Regions from separate parts of the Homo sapiens genome. Here region 1 is linked to region 2. The links are chromatin loops, found by intact Hi-C in ENCODE. Cell type or tissue: CD14-positive monocyte. All regions are shown on one strand.

Region 1 (2,500 bases), 130 kb before region 2:
TCACATACAGATCATGCTCTGCATTCCAATATTTGGTGTGTAAACATATAAGAAAACATGCACCTAGCTTTGGGAAAACTCAGTGTTTGTGTTTACTTTTTCCTCACTTGTTTATTTAGTGATCCCCCATCTTCATCTTCAGTCTATGTTATTGATTAATTGGAAACATTAAATTCTTTCCTTCTGGTGAAATTTTCAAAGGTAAGTTAGAATTCTAAAACATGGACTAGGCATCCCTGAACTGGAACTTGGTGATGGGGGTGATGGGAAAGAGGAAGGGTGCAGGAATGATCAAACTATTTAAGGAAATTTTGTTAGGAACACCAATTTCATCCAGGGTGGAAAAATTACAATATGTAGTCTGAGAGGAGTTGGTATTGATTTTGTTTGGTTTTGGCTTTATGAGGCTTAAGAATCAAAAATCATCTCTAGAGATTTTATTTTTTACATAAGAGAGGCTTAATGAAGATATTCTTGGAAAAATTTAATCATCCAGAGATCAGCTGGGTGCAAAAATGGTAATATGTATAGAAAACTGAGAGGTCAATATTTAGACCCTAGCCTATAAAGGACCCAGGATGGAAAGAAACAAATTACCTTGCTTTGGAGAACTATCCAGAGGCAAGGGAAAGAAAGATCATTGGTTAATTTAGGCAAGGCTCTATTCTTGCCAGGGCTTGTTATTTCTTGCCAGGGCTAGTCTGTTAATTTTATAATGTGTTTCCCTGTCTCCAAACCATTTTTAATGCATCTTTTTAGGGAAACCCCATTACGAGTGGATGATTGGGTATTTTGAAGACCAGGCTGCTCATCAGAGCTCAAACACAGCTCTCCTCCATTAAATAAATAAGATATCTAATAGGATGACATGTGCCTCTGACCATGACATGTCACGGAAGAGAAGAATTCAGGAATCAAATTTACCTAGAAGCTAGTCATGGCATAAAATAACTAAACCTGCAATTATAGTAACCCACCACCAGCTGGCAGTAGTGTTAAATCATGTTCTGACAGTGGTTTTTACAAATCGAGTTCCCATTTAATGTGGAATTCATGCATGAAGCGAACAATAGAGATTGCAATTCAGCAATTCAAATCTCTATAGCTTTAAAAAATTCCCCAAAATATTTTTCTAGATAATAAATAATAATCCATGCTCTTTATAAGCATTTGAAAAAAAAATCTTAAAATCACCTGTAATACTACCTCCCAGAATTGTCATGTGTTCTTTTACTGTCTTTTTTCCTTATATAAGTACTTTTCTTAATTGGGATATACATGTGTGTGCATACATACAAGACAACACAAATACATATATACATACACATATATAGTCTTCATTTTATCCACACACTTAACATAGTACTTAGCACATAGCAAGTTAATATAAACATTGGTTAAAAAATTAATACTTGAATACATTCTAGATTTAAAAAAAAACAGAGTTTTAAAAAGGGAAAAATCTGCTCAAGAGTTACAAAATAGGCAACAAACTTTTTTTGCCCCTTTTGACGTCAGACCTGGGCTATTTTTCTATAGATCGTTACCTTCATTTTGTCTTTTAAGAAGAAGTGAACTCAAAAAAAAAAAATGTAGTTATGGGTTTGGGAGGGTAGTCATAGATGTTTGAACCTAAGAATTGAGTACCACATTTTCCCTACATGAAAAACAACTGCTCACTTTATTAAATGGCAAAGCAACAATTGCAACACTGCAGTAATAACAGATAGACTAGAGAATGTGGCATAGAGCGTGAGTCCTAAACTGGGCTTTCTCTTCCCTCCTGCATAAACTCAGGAAGACTGCATAGTTGAGAAACTTCTTAGTGGTTGGAGTTCCAGCCCTAAGGCCCAAGCTTCCACAGGCCAGACTGTGTTTCCCAGTATAGGAGGAGGTAGAAGATCAAGGCTGAGACTTCCAGCTTCTCCTTATAGCAAATCAGATTCTGGGGAACAGATATCTGATTTCTGTCTTCCATCGTACTCCCTCTGCCTGGTGAGGGGCACTGCCCTAATCTGGCTTGTCCATTTACTTAAGCATTTCTCTTCTGTCCAGTAGCAAAGGTCTGAAGTGTTCTTGTTTTGTTTTCATATATTTACTATAATAGTTTTCATTTTTTCTTATGTTGGCCCTGTCAATCAGATCTTCTAAAAATATTTTTCCAGCTATTTATTTGTTAATATTTAAGAAAGTTCCTCATGTCTGTCCAATTTGCTAAAATCTCTTATTGGTTTGAATAGTTTTTGCACCTAATGTTATCCTATTTTCTTTTTTTGTAATTATTATTATACTTTAAGTTCTAGGGTACACGTGCACAATGTGCAGGTTTGTTACATATGTATACATGTGCCATGATGGTGTGCTGCACCCATTAACTCATCATTTAATTAGGTATATCTCCTAATGCTATCCCTTCCCCATCCCCCACCCCACGACAGACCTCAGTGTGTGATGTTCCCCTTCCCGTGTCCAAGTGTTCTCACTGTTCAATTCCCACCTA
Region 2 (2,500 bases):
TGTATAAGGATGGGTTGGGGTACCGGCCAACGCCCGCCTTGAGGCCTGGCCGCCGGATGGGAGGCGAGAGCACAAGAGAGTCCTGGCTAGGTGTGCCCCGCTCTGCAGGGCCACACCATCCACTGGAAACCCTGTGCCCACTGGGCTGCGTGCTAAGAGGCTGTGGCCAATGCTCTTGTCCAAATTTTACTGAATCTGCAGTCTCTCTTAATTCACTCCAAAGTTTAATGTGTTAGCTTGCGAATAAATAAATAAATAAATAAATAAATAAATAAATGGAAAGAAACAGTCCTCAGAAAGTCCCAGTCAAATTTTAATTCCAACAGATATTCAGCAGTTTCCTCTAAGAACAATGAGAGTTCTGGGGCTAGCCAGTGTTTCTCTTGGAAAATAAGGAAGAGGGAAAGCGGTGCATTCATTTAAAAACCTGCCCTAGGGAGGCAGCGTTCCCTGTGAACTCCGAGGCCACAGTGAGCAGAGCAGGCTGGAGGCCTCCCGGCTGTCCTGCCCCTCCTGCCACATGCCTGTGAAAATGCTAGATAAGGACTTTTTCTCAGCAACTTCCACGCTCCTTCAGTGGGGATGTCTTTGACTCAGAGCTCTGCCACTGGTTATCTCCACGAACAGAAAATGCCACAGATGGGTTAATTCACTGTGTTGTTCTCATTTTCCCTCAGTTTCAGGCTTTTCTCTCCTTGCCTGTTTTCCTCGCTTAAAAAATGATGTGGGGGTCCCTAAACGCATCTACCCCGATAGATTTATGTTTTCTTTTCCATTAGTCCACTTTGCGTCTCAGCCCTAAAATTAAGTTTTTGATTATAATGTAAGGAAGTTTTACCATATTTTAACTCTGGCTTTTTAAATACAAAAGAAAAATAACAGAATGGCCTTCTAGAACTATCAGGAACTTCTGGATCTAGTACCCTGTGGGGACAGATGGTCTGGAGCCAGCGCACTTGGATGATCTCTCTCAGCCATCTGGACCATAGAGTGAACTTGTTACTGTCCCTCCAAGGCTGACAACTATGAGCTCATACTCTTCTAGCAGTTTAATTTAGACCCAAGAAAGGCTGTGTGTGTGTGAATTTGTGAGAGTGTGTGAGTGTGTCTTTGTGCCTGTGTTTCTGTGTGTGTCTGTGTGTACATGTGTGTCTGTGGGGTGTGTCTGTGTGTGCACGGCTGTGTGTCTGTGCGTGTGCATGGCTTTGTCTGTGTGTGTGCGCACGCACTCTGCTAAGCTACTCAATGCAATTCCTTACTCTTACTTCCCTTTCTGTCACTTCTCCATAATTCTTTGTATTTCGGTTGGGCTGGTATCTCGCGGCGGCTTCCTCTTTTCCTGCATTCCTATATTTCATTATTTGCTCTTGTTCCTCTTCTAGGGCTTTTACAATATAGCCAGGAGGATGTGGAAACCCAGTTACAAGATGACACACAAGCACAGTGTCACAATCGCTGTGCTTGGGCCCTACCTCCTGGAGACCAGGGTGGGACGGTGTCTCTGGATATGGAGGGAAGGGCGGAAGATCACGGGGTGGCAGAAGGCCCGACTGTCCGGTCTTCTGGAAGCTGGGGTCTCGTGGTCGCTGGGCTGGTGGTGCTCTAAAACCTAGAGTAACCGAGAGCAGGATGACTGCACCCCTGACTGCCGACTCACCGGGCTTCGGAGGGCCATGGGTGTGTGATTCCACTTGTGATCCTCCTACTTCCCCAGCCCACCCTGGTGGTCTCCCACTTCTCTCTCTCTGCCTGTGGAGTGTTATAACCGACTCCTTCTTCTAGGCATCTCCATCCCAACCCCAGACCAGTTCCCTTAAACCACCTCCCACCACAGGACCCCCACAAGCAGGGACCTCTCACAGTTCCTGTTGCCTGGGGACTTCATCTCAGCTTCCAAGGCCTCTGGAACCAGGCCCTGCATCCTGGGCATGACTGTCCCCATGATTCTCTGAGCCAGCCACCACCCCACCACCCCCCCACCGCCAAGTCCACTGCTGACCCTGCTGTAGCCCCCCACCTCCACTTGTTGAGATTCCCTCTTCCTGCTTCTCATTTTGAATGTCACCCTTCTGTGACTTCTCACAACCCCCCTGCCACCCCTCCCTCCAGTTGGCATGGCTTAGTCTTCCTAAGAACATGTGCTGCTTCCCAGTACCCAGGGCTGCTGTGCACCGTGGCACGTGAGTTTCGGTGCATCTTCCTCCTGCTGTTTATAAATTGCAACATCCCTGGACAGATCTTGGATTTTCCCTCTATAATTTCTCTGGAGACTCCCTCGGGGTTTGCACACACATCTGTGGAATGCCCAAGTTGGAGATGGTCCTCCCTGATGTGTAGTGTGGGCTATTCAGAGGGCCTCATTTCATAAACTCATTAACAGCTAGGACGCGAAGACTTGGAGAAGTTAGCTCAGGACACACGGAGTGGGAGGGAGGCAACGAGTTAAGAAATGGGCTTTGGAGTGCCTCGAATTTGGCCTCCACTTTTCTTTTCTACTGTC

Evidence for each region. Peaks named below come from ENCODE experiments on the same cell type or tissue, not always from the same donor. Only the 100,000 strongest peaks of a DNase experiment are listed, where the experiment ranks them.
Region 1: a loop joins it to region 2, with 2.6 times the contacts of the local background. A loop is called at or near these places in 7 of 110 quality-filtered maps.

The regions. Positions count from the first base shown.
Region 1 is chr7:50,229,173-50,231,672 of GRCh38, forward strand. No RefSeq gene overlaps it. Among named protein-coding and RNA genes, the nearest start is that of IKZF1, 74 kb to the right of the region's middle. In CD14-positive monocyte, CTCF peaks have their summits at 1,060 and 1,269; no DNase peak of the experiment used is centred here.
Region 2 is chr7:50,355,378-50,357,877 of GRCh38, forward strand. All of the region lies in intron 3 of IKZF1 (IKAROS family zinc finger 1), which reads left to right. Among named protein-coding and RNA genes, the nearest start is that of IKZF1, 52 kb to the left of the region's middle. In CD14-positive monocyte, no CTCF peak of the experiment used is centred here; DNase peaks (open chromatin) are centred at 554, 1,314 and 2,204; H3K4me3 peaks cover 2,194 bases; H3K27ac peaks cover 2,447 bases.